Linked DNA regions of Homo sapiens: region 1 is linked to region 2. A link is a contact called in ENCODE Hi-C or POLR2A ChIA-PET data. All regions are on one chromosome and are shown on one strand. Each heading gives the region's core, a stretch centred on a gene start or an enhancer-like site at or near the end of the contact. The rest is flanking DNA. Distances are from core to core; before and after follow the strand shown. Region 1 has its middle 45 kb from the start of FAR2. Region 2 holds the start of PTHLH (parathyroid hormone like hormone).

Region 1 (6,157 bases), core at 1,530-4,029, 1.1 Mb after region 2:
GGAAGAGGGATATATGTATATTTATGAACCCAGAGACAGAAATAAATGAACAGAAAAAGCTGGTGGTTCTGATTCTTTGCCATAAAACTCCAGGAGTTCAGTGAACTAAACTATGAAATTCTCTGTCTCTCTAACCAAGTGTCACACTTTGCCTGAAAATCACTAAAGATGTGGTTACAACTAGCTGTGTTCCTGTTATAAATAATGAGCCGATATTGATGTGTTATCATCAACTAATGTACATAGTTAACATTAGAGTTTACTCTTTGTGCTGTATATTCTATGGATTTTGACAAACGTATAATGATATATATTCACCATTACAGAATACTACAGACTACTAGTTTCACTGACCTAAATATCCCCTGTGCTACACCTATTCATCCCTCCTTCCTTCCGCTTGAGCTCCTGGCAACCACTTATCTTTTTAGTGTCTCCATAGTTTTGCCTTTTTCAGAACATCATATAGTTGAAATCATACAACACATTGCTTTTTCAGATTGGCTTCTTTCACTTAGTAAAATGCATTTAAGTTTTCTCTATGTATGTCATGATTTGAAAGCTTATTCTTTTTTATCACTGAATAATATTTGATAGTCTGCATGTACCACCATTTATTTATTCATTCACCTGTTAAAGGACATCTTGGTTGCTTCCAGGTTTTAGTAACTATGAATAAAGCTGCTATAAACATTCATGTGCAGGTTTTTGTGTGGACATAAGATTTTAACTCCTTTGGGTAAATACCAAGGAGCATATTGCTGGATCATATGGTAAGAGTGTGTTTAGTTCTACAAGAAACTGCTAAATAGTCTTCCAAAGTGGCTGTACCATTTTGCACTTCTACCAGCAATGAATGAAAGTGCCTATTACTCCACATCCTTAGCAGAATTTAGTGTTGTCAGTATTTTGGATATCTGCCATTCTAATAGTTATATAGTGGCATCTCGTTGTTGTTTTAATTTAAATCCCTACTGACATATGATACTGAGCATTTTCTCATTTGCCATTTGATATCTTCTTTGATTGTCTGTTGAGATATTTTGCTTATTTTTAATTGGGTTGTTTGCTTTCTTACCTTTGAGTTTTAAGAATTCTTTGCATATTTTGAATACCAGTTCTTCTAGATGTGTATTTTTCAAAGGTTTTCCCCCAGTCTGTGGCTTGCTTTATTCTCTTAACATTATCTATGTAAAGCAGTTTTTAATTTAAAAAATCTAGTATACTAATTTCTTCTTTAATGGATTGTGTTTTTCATGCAGTATCTAAGAATTCATGGCCAAACCGTAGTTAATCTACCTGTTTTTCTGCTGTCTGCTGGGAGTTTTATAGTTTGGTGTTTGGCACTTCATTAAAAAAAATAGTGTTTTCTACTATATTTGTCGTGATATCCAAAAATTCCCCACAAAAAATAAAAAGTCTTTTCTGACTAGTTATTTTCTACTTCTTCTATGGATTTAAATCGTTTTAGTCTACTAGCTTATAAAAATGAGTATTTTCCCTTGAAACAATTTTTATGTGCTTTTGGCTAAATGCATAGTTTACAAATAGACTGCAGATGAGCTAAAGATAAAGAGAACTGTTATCTTCATAATAATAATAGAAGTGCTTCCTGGTAAAATTTGCCCTGTAATCGTAGTCATCTTTAGAATGACTAAGGGATTGATTCTATCAAGAAGCCTATAATTGCTCAGGTCTCATCTTCAAGGTTAGGACAGACCACTAGGTTGGGTAGAAGAATATAGAGTAGTAAAGTGGAGGGGGTTTTTAAATGTTGTTTTAAACTCCCATATTTTGAAACATTTGCAAATAAATCAATTTTTAAATATAAAACAAACAAATAAAATTACAAAATTTAAATACATCAAAATGATAGAAAAAGAAAACTACTAAATACGTTAAAAATAGGTTGAATACAATGAAACTCACACCTGTACTTCATTCCATTGTCATCAGCCAGTCAAGGAAAGATACTGTGAGATCTTATGAAGCCAGCCAAAAAGAACTGCGGTTTTATTCATCAACTCTGGGCAGTGAAGCCTTTCAAGTACTGATAGGATCTGTAGCTACTGACTACATCAAATATTTTTTATCATCAGTTAACACACTGCAGAAATAATGATACCTACTTTGCATTTTCCCTATGTGTAACTTAACACAAGGTCATGAAAACTATACAACTTTGCATTTTGGAAACCAGGGTACATGTCAACAAGGGCAGGATTTCTTTTGCAGAAAACAACTAAGTTCCCTTTGCTGTTTTCATTTTGATAGGTTTTTTTCCTGAGTCCTTGCTGGAATAAAAACGATCATTTTTTTACAGTATTAGATTGGAATGAGTGGTTATATTTTTCAGAAATTTCATTGATATTTCTTACTACATTTCTTTATTTTGCTGTTTATTATGTGATGATAGTGGTTAATATTTATCAAGGGCTATATAATACCAAGCACTGTGCTATGCAATTTGCATTGATCATCTTGTTAATTTTCATACTAACTGATAAGACAGCTTTATTTTTATTCCCATTCTACACATGAAGGAAGACTCTACACATGAGTCTTGGACTTTAATGATTTGCCTGGAGTAACACAGGCAAATTCAAACCCAGGCCCTCTGGCTTCAAACCCCATGCCTTACGCTGTCTCATTGCAATATTTTCTTATGAGTGTTATGAAATTGAAACTGAAACTCAGTGATTATCACCAATATCTCCAAATTTCTAACCGGTTTCTTGCTTTCAGGGTTGTTCCTCTCAAGTTTATCCCATGCACAGCTACCACTGCGGTTTATCGAAAATGAAACCTACTCATGTCATTTCCTGCCTCACACATTTCGAGGCTTCTCCATGTTCTACAGAATAAGATCTAAGATCCTTAGCACAGCATCCAAGAGCCTCTCTGTGCAGGCCCCTGCTTCACATCCCTCAGTTCCCCCTTCCCACATTTACATTGTCACCATAGGGAACATCTTGTGCCTCCTCACACACACTCCACAGTCTTTTACCTTGTTTCTGAATCACACAAGCTATTGTTTTCTGCATGCATGGTTCTTCCCCACACTACACCAAAGCCTCTTTCCATCAGGGAAACATTTCCTATTTGTCTCCAAGAATCCTTCTCTTACCAAACATTCCCTTGCCCTCTACACTTCATTGGTTGATGCTTTCCCCTCTGCACTAGCAGAATATCCCCTAGAATTTTATTTATGACACTATATTACAGTAATAATACTAATGTCAGCATCTCCCACTAGACTATGGGTTCTTCAAAGGCAGGATAGACCTCACTCACTTTTAACTATGTATAGATCTTGGATGATGAAGAAAGAAGGCCAGTGCTGAGAGCTAGGAGAATGATCGAGTTATTAGCCCTACCTTTGGATGGTTCTCCATTACCATGTATCACTTTAGGTGCTTTTGGTTTGCTACCAAGAAAACCAAGGAGTAGAAAGAGGGAAGCGCAGTGGCTCCACTTCTCACCTGAGCCTAGTTTGAGGTCTGCAATTCCTGAGACATTACCAAGGTTCTTTTGTGTTTTCAGCTCCTGAACAGTTTGCTGTAGGTGGGACAGATCCTAAAAGAATCGTGTTAAGTGTATTAATGTTCCATCTAGTCTCAAAATAGAACCAGGAGTTAGGAAACATGTTGATCGAGGCAGTGAATCAGTGTTACTAAAAACCTTCAATTGCATCATGACTTTTTAAGAAAAATGTGAATTGAAAATGCCCATGTTTTATTTCACACCCATGGCTTTGCTCATAGTTGCCAAGACATAGATCTCAATACAACAGGCTTCCTGTTTCAATTCGAAGTAGTCTGGTAAAGAACAAAACAGTCATGTCTTGTAAGATACAGAATTATTTCTCCCTCCAATTATTTTTACAATGAAGTGTGATCTAATGCCACTGTCTCCCCTTTTGCAGACCTCACACTGTTCATTTATTTTTTGGTCTCACTAAGTCACTTGCTTCAGTGTGTCAGTTTCCTCAGGTAGAAGGCTGCCCATAATAGAACTGTTGTGGTTACTTAAAAGACAGGAAAGCAATTTTTAAAATAAAACCCTGCTGTTTTAAGCTCTTTGTAGATGTTGAGGCCAAATTATGCCTATTGACATTAACCTACCTGACTTCAATTTCAATTCATTCATTCAACAAGCAAGTATGGAATTTATGATATTACTTTAAAATGCATTGAAAGGTTTGTTGCCAAGGAACCTGCTAAATAACCTTCTAAGCTTGTTAACATGAGTAACTCCTGATTTATGTTAAATAAAAGTAATTCTTAGAACTGAAGTGTTTACTTATCTTCTTCTTTATCTGTCAAGAAATAAAAAAAATCAACCTTCAAGAGGGGGAAAAATCACAAAGTGTAAAATAATAGAAAGGGCAATAGGACCACACAATCTCAGCCATCCTCAAGATCTGAAGTCTGAAGCCTCACACCCAGATCTTCCCTGATCTCATGCCAAAGATCTAATGTATAAGCAAAAGAGGGCTAGATTGTTTAGTAAGCATTTCTATTTTGTTACAGGAAGTTCCAGATGTGAAACATCCATGGAAAAAAGAATTTAATAGCCCGGTATTTAAGTATATTCTGAGTATATTGATTTTAAAATGAACTGCTCTTTTAGATTATACGCCTCTATATATCTCATTCATGGAATAAGAAAAATTGTTACATCATTTTCCAAGAGATCAAGTATTTCAAAACCATGGGTGTATAAATGCAGTTTTGATCACATTTACACACAAATTCACACACACACACACACATACACAAACATAATTTCAAGTTAAGATACTACAACCATTCTCCACTGCCATCAATTTTGAATTATTTTTTCCTAAATGCAATGTTCTCCAGCTAATTTTTAAAATCATTTCAGCTGTAAAGTGGGGATAGTAGTATTGCCTCCTTCATAAGACTGTTATGAGAATTAAATGAGCAAATATATGAAAAGCATTTATAATATTGCAGCACATAGCAAGTATCATTTAAGAGTTAGCTATTATGGCCTGGTGGGGCGGCTCATGCCTGTAATCCCAGCACTTTGGGAGGCCAAGGTAGGCAGATCACCTGAGGTCAGGAGTTCAAGACCAGCCTGATCAACATGGTGAAACTCTGTCTCTACTAAAAATAAAAAATTAGCTGGGCGTGGTGTTGCACACCTGTAATCCCAACTACTCGGGGGGCTGAGGCAGGAGAATTGCCTGAACCCTGATGTTGGAGGTTGCAGTGAGCTGAGATCATGCCATTGCACTCCAGCCTGGGCAACAGAGCGAGATTCCATTTAAAAAAAAAAAAAGAGAGAGAGAGTTAGCAATTACTATGTATCCAAAAGCTATGATATTTTTAGAAATGAAACATTTCCTCCAATTTACATCCACAATTCAGATGACATGAAAGCCTAGGCTGTAGGAAACCAAAACAACCTTACAAGCAACGATAACAAACAGAAGTACAAGTAAGTACAAGTAGTATAGAAAAGAAGTTCATCTCCATAAAATGATGATTATGTAAGAAGGTTAGAGTTGTCTGTGTTGAATTTTTCACGTGTGTGAGGAGTAATCTTACTTTTGGTAGTAGCAAAAATCTGTTTTGTGTTGCTTTGCAAATGAAGATGTGTATTAGGAAGATGGTATTCTGAAGCCATAGTGACATGGATTCAATTAGGCCAGTTGCAGGCCTGTAAAGGGACTGGAGGATGAGGAATGGACACAGAGCTGATAAAGCATAAAGCAAGCCAAAGGGAGAAGAACTGAAAATAGTTAGCTGAGCAGAGATGTGTAGTGGTGATGTCGTGGAAGGGGAATAGCAAATTATCAAAAAGGAGAAAAAGGAAATAGACTAAAAACTGAAGGATAGAGGAAGAACAGAACCTGCGGATGACAAGTAGAAGGAAGGATGGAGACATGGAAAGTGTAAGAGTGGGATCTAAATTCACACAGGCTAAGAACAGGCTTTACCTTGGAGGCAGAATAAAGAGGAGAACAGAAGGGATTATTTAAATCATATCTGAGCAGTCCTGGTACCCCCAATGGAGTCATTCCAAGATTTTCAGCATGATAAAATTGCCTGAACTATATAAAACTTGAACATATAAAACTCTTCTAATAGTATCTATTTTATGCCATAACACTCACACATAACAACAA
Region 2 (5,790 bases), core at 151-2,650:
GTATCATCTAGGAAAGGATTGCAGCGGGAGTGGATACCCTCCCCAGGGCTCCTCTAACTTTTTGAAAAGAGCGCGAGTGGACTGGGAACCATTCAAGGGATATTTGTCTTCTAGGCAATCCTGCTGGTAGGGTTCATTAGTTTCTAGAAGGCTAGTGTGATTTAGATTCTTGAGATGATTCAAGGAATGTGGCCTTTATCAAGCCCGACTTTCCGGGTGATGCTCCACATATTTTACCCAGGGTGGGAGAAATAGCACGCTGTCACCGAGACCCTCGCTCATCGGGGCTCCCACTGGTTCACTGCAGCTAGCTAGCAGTTAAAGTTTACTGCTTAGGTTGGGTGGGGGGGCATATTTTCTTAGAAGCTCCTGCCTTCCTCAGTTCATTACTGTAAACCCCGTACCTTAAAAGACTCGGCTTCTTCTCACTAACAAAGAAAAAAAGCAAAACAAAACCAAAACACACACACGCACACACACACACTCTCTCTCTGGGAATTTCCACAACTTCCCTTGAATGTGTAAGGATTTCTAAATGTTAGACTTGTTTGGATAGTATGAAAGGACAAAGTATCAGCACTCAGAAATGTCAACCTTTGAACCTCGAACACTTTCTGATTTATAAAAAGAATCCTTCCAAAAAGATGCAGGAGCCCTAATGTAATCGTTAGATCTGAAGGGGGAAATCTGTAAAAAAAAAAAAAAAAAAAAAAAAAAAGTCAATCACAAATGAGCCATTTAATACTTGCAAGTTGTTTAACATTGAAATGATAATATTTGCTTCCACAATAAAAAGTCCAAGGTACCTAGCCAAGTTTCAAACTATCCAGGCTTTAAAAAGTCAACCCTTCTCCCAATAGAAGGTTAAAACAAAAATCAGATTGAAATTATCAAATCACTTATGTTGTAAATAAATTCACTTTACTTTCAGAACATTATAAATTAAGGACTGGCATCAATAGACTGCTTTGATTTATGTTGCTTTTTCTACTAATTAAACAAAATTAACCCCCCACTCCTTCCCTCCTTTCTTTTTCCCCACACACTTTTCTGGTGTTAATGGCAAAACATCTATCAAATATTTTTAGAATTTCCTCTCCTCCACAAAAAGAGAAAATATAGACACAGGAAAAATAAATAGTCTTTATATACTCGGAATACCAAAGTTCCCTCCTAATTTATTACTTCACCTTTTCCTTGATTTACAATCTTCTCTCTGCTCTTCTGGCTGAAAGAGGGAAATCTTCTCAGCAGTCTTTTCCAGAAATATTTTTTGTTGTTCTTCAGAAAACATAAAATTAAATCTTAAAATGAATTAAAAGCTTCTTGAAAGGAGACTTCTGTTCCCACTAAAGGCAATTATTAGAAAGCAGGTACCTCTTCCAAGCTGCCCTGTTTATTACTTTCCGTAGAAATTCTCCTCAATATATACCCAGGACCCTGACTTTTTGCCTGTTTTGGAAAGGATATTTTCTGACATCATAATCTAGTTCCTAACATAACTGAGTAATCTCCATCATAATAATGCAGAGGATGCATGACTGCAAATGAGACACAGCAAGAGCACCCCCTACCACCTCCCTCCCCCCCCCGTCCCCCCAGCCCACACACACACCTTTTTTCTAAGGTTTAGAAATAGAACAAGTGCCAATAGAAGCTAAATGTTTGCTTAGGCCTTGCTGTCATGTAAATGCACCTTAGCAAATGGGAAGGCCTGCCTCTAATCTGAAGTATTTCCATGTTTAGCATTATAAGATCTACACCTACACAAATGCCTAGCCCATGAGCACCAGGCTTCCATCTTCCCATCCCCAGTGGCAGTTTATTACAGTATATCAAATTTTAAAAGAGGTTGAAAAAATTTTAAATGCATTACTCTTAAATTCAGTTGAATACCCAGTTAATGTATATCTCCTGTCATAGCTTAGAAAAAAGTAAATAGCATTTATGCTTAGCCTCTTCATCCTTCTTTCTTCTTTCCTCCTTAACCCAAACAGCAAACAGATATACATTATAAACCAAATATGAATCTATAGCACTTTAAACAGTGCACCTGGGCTTGGGAATTCTCTTATTACCAATAAGCATCCAGATTTCACATTTACCAATCTGTAGCTGCAAGCTATGTCTCTAAAATCCCCTGGAACCAAACAACTAAACTCATCCCATCTCTTCTCCAAACTTTTTTCAATGTTTACAAAGAGACGTTGCATAATCAGCTCAAGTAATGCTCTCATTGGATTCCATTAGAATGTGGCTCTCATCGCTCGCCTGGACTGAGACTTGAGAGGAGGCTGTTGCCAGCTGACCTCAAGGTAGCAAAAAAGAAAAAAAGATGTAATGCCTTCAAACCCCAAGTAACAATAGGAAAGGGTGTGTTTCTTTATTAAATCTTTTTGTAGTTAGGTGAGGATAAGACTTCTCCAGGAACAGGGCGGGCTGCTAACCTCTGGAGGAACTGCCTCAGGGAGGAGTGTATAGATATGCATCAAGCTGATGGGATCCTCCCATGGGAAAAGTGGGCCTCACACCCTTCCTCACCCTTCCCTACTTCCTGGGCAATGTTCTGCTTCCCCCAAACTGAAGCAGGAGGCCCAGAGAGGAGGCGGTTTCCTGGGAGGAACCCAAACCAATGTGAGATGAGAAGGTCTTTAGGAAATGGGGGTCTCTGAGAACCGGTTCTTAAAGGTCAAGCACTTGAGCACCTCGCAAACTCCTGACAATTGAAACATATCTGAAGAGTCTTCTTCAGATATGTCTCTGTGTGTGTGTGTGTGTGTGTGTGTGTGTGTGTGTGAGAGAGAGAGAGAGAGAGAGAGAGAGAGAATATGAATGTGCAGTGTCCCAGTCCTGATCTCCTGGACTGGTGCCAGCCAGCCAGATGCCTGCCCTTGGCTGGCCAAGTTTTTGGCTCCTGAAAGTAGGCAGCTCTGGACTTGTACGAGGCCACAGAGAGAGTTCCAAGCCCCACCTGGCTCAGGCGACAACCTCTCAACCTGAAGTCAATCTCCGGTGGCATCACAGGGCCCTCCTGGCAGCAGCCCAGTTCCCCACATGAACCGAATGGTCCTTTCTTAAATTTTGAGCCGGGGGCTGCCTAAAAGGGGCTGCCCCCGCAAGCATTTTACCTCCCTAACACCATTCTCTGCCCGTGCCACGCTGGCCTCGAAGTCCCTTCCCAGGGCAGCACCCGGACTGAGATGTCTAAACTCTCCGGCAGGAAGGATACCTATCCAGACACCCGCACTGGATGTCCTGTCTGTTTGGCTTTGAGCTGGTCATTACGGTGTCTTTGGATCCTGCCTAACTTTTCTGTAATTTTTATCAGAAATAAGGCTTCAGGAGAGCAAACGTTGAGTTATGCGCTCCTTCTCTGGAGTCTCCTGCCCTGGTGTTTGCGCTCCCACTGCAGCAAGGGAGGCCTGAGTCTCTTAGGGCAGGGGTCCAGGGTCTTGGGAGAGGCCTTAGGGCAAGGGGGATGATCTTTTTCAGCCTCCCCTCCCCTCCTCCCACCCAGCGTCCTCATCCCCACCGCCTGCGATAGACTTGGGTCGCCCATTAGGAAGCTGATCCGCAGGGACGGGGCAGGCTTGGCTCCTGGGGATCTTAGGCTCCATGGGAACTTCGGGGGTCTCGGGGCCCGTGAGCGGATCTAGCTACTACTTCCCCTAGGTTCTCCTCGGGCTTCAGTCCCTAAGAGTCTGGACTCCGGACTGCCGCACAGAATCCTTCTTGCCCGGAGCGGTATTATTGAGGTCTTTGCGTTCTGCCCCGCCCTGTCCCGCCGGCTTGGGTGCTTGGTTTCTAACCCGAGTATACTCGGAGTCTCTGGTCCTGCGCGCCCCCCTCCTCCCGGGAGAGCCCCGTATCTGGCTGCGGGTAAGGGAAAACTTCGGGAACCCCGAGACCCAAGGACAGGGTCGGAGGGAGCGCGCGAACTTCCTCTGAGCAGGGCTCTTCCTCCCCTCCCCTCTCCCTCCAGGTCAATTTATGACTCAAACATGAGATAAGCCCTAGGCAGACGGTGACGCTGACTTCCCCGTGGGGGCGCGGGGAGAGAAGGATGAGGCAGACGTACCCCCTCCCTGGCCTGGCCCTGTCCGGGGCCGCGTCGGGGTGTGGAGGGGCGACTCCCTTCCTCCGGGAGCCCCGACTCGCTCTCTCCCAGCGCGCCTCCCCTGCGCCCGTAAAGCTCGGCCCTGCCGGAGCCCCGGGACCCGTCTGTTTTATTTCACTTAAAGCGATCTGCAAAGTCAAGGCCGGGTGAGGTGCGGCGCGGGAGAGGAGAGGATATGAACGGACGTGGAACGAAGTTCTGTCTGCCAACTCCCTCCGTCTGATTCTTGGAATCCGGTGGCATCTTAAAGGACGGAATTGAGGGCAAGGAGAAGATTATTAATCCCCGAAGCCCGCTCTGTCTATATATAACTGCTCAGTGGTTACAGTTGGCGATCGCAGGGTGGGGGTTGGGGGTGTAGACCGTGGGCCATGGAACACGTGGCATCTCTCCAGGGCATAAAAATCAATCTAGCTGGTGGCTCCTATGGAGTTTGTAAATTGCGCAGAGCTGGCTGGGGGAAGCCAGTGAGCTGTCCATGGTGGTTAAGGCTCGTTGATGTGCGTCCTCGGGCTGTCCTGGTGAGGCACAGACCCCCCTACCCCAGGGGCCGCAACGCCCCAGAGCCCCAGCCTGCCAGCGATCCAGCCGGTGTGCGCCCGACACGAGGCTGGACGTGTGTTTGCACAACTCCAGGACGCGCTCTTGCACAGAGGCCGAATTCCAGAGATAGACGGAAAAATCTCCCGATTCCAAATTGTGGGTTTCCTTTTAGTTCCTTCCTGAACGTGTCTTTCCCCACTCAGGCAACGTTTCACATGCTTTAAGAAACGTCCATCCATTTTAGTAGCCTCTCTCCTTTTCCTTTGCTAAGGTTCTGTTCTCTAAAGAGAGAGAAGCAAGTTGATGATCTTGTTAGGCTTCTGTTTGTTAAAAGCATCCACCAGCATTTGCACCATGTGGGATGTCCCCAACACCTGCTTTCATTGAGTGGGGAAACTGCTGCCAGGAGATTGTCCGGTATCTCAGGAAAATTGGACAGTTTCTTCTCTAGGAGTGGTGAAGCCCTTTGTAGCATATTGTTCAGTGGGGCGACTTCATTAATCACCATTGTCCTGAGCAGTGTGTCTGATCGCCACTCCTAGCAAAGGAGAAAACAAATGCTATGGGAGTTTCCTTGTAGGTACAGTTTTGCCCAGTTCTTGTGACATATTCTTATGAAAAAACATTTACAAAGGTAAGCTTCTATACATGTTTAAGGCAATTAAATTATCTCCACATTTTACTTTTTTGTCTCTTAATTTATCCTGGCAATTTTCTCCTTACTTAACTTGGATAGAGATCTCATCTTCAACTGAATAACGAATTACCTCAAATACTACAAAAGACTGCAAAATATTATAAACATTTATAACTCATTTGTATTACACACCTTTATTTATGGGAATATATTTAATAAACATCCAACACATAAGAGAATCTTTTACTTATTTCTGTACAAGATATCAGATTGCTGCTTTTACCCTTCCTTCTAATTGTGGTGTGGCAAATTAACAAAAGGGTGTGTGTGGGCGTACTTATAAATAACTTTTAGAATATTTGACATTCAATAGAAAATATTAGGATTCAATAATTTTTAATAGCTTTTTTCCTCTCTCAGCTTCTGGGTCTAAGTATAAACATTGTCCGTGGGGAAAATGAAATATTTCTATAAATTCTTCTAAATGTTTTCC

Evidence for each region. Hi-C counts contacts between places; a loop is a spot of excess contacts on that map. ChIA-PET counts read pairs that join two places held with the same protein, here RNA polymerase II (POLR2A). Pooled maps may share reads with other maps.
Region 1: a pooled map shows a loop between it and region 2 (4-fold over the local background). The contact joins the enhancer-like site here to the promoter of PTHLH in region 2. A Hi-C loop is called at or near these places in 1 of 37 single-sample maps with no recorded cell type and 2 of 50 pooled maps. POLR2A ChIA-PET finds 5 or more read pairs at or near these places in 1 of 52 experiments (PC-3).

The regions. Positions count from the first base shown.
Region 1 is chr12:29,100,917-29,107,073 of GRCh38, forward strand. No RefSeq gene overlaps it. Among named protein-coding and RNA genes, the nearest start is that of FAR2, 45 kb to the right of the region's middle. Within about 2 kb of position 2,780, at least 5 of the 41 ENCODE cell types and tissues checked have a DNase peak (open chromatin) inside an H3K27ac peak, as active enhancers do.
Region 2 is chr12:27,971,333-27,977,122 of GRCh38, forward strand. It overlaps PTHLH (parathyroid hormone like hormone), which reads right to left and starts at 1,401. Exons shown (of 6, transcript NM_198965.2): 1 at 1,191-1,401; 2 at 595-687. RefSeq lists enhancers at 3,785-4,473, 4,474-5,162.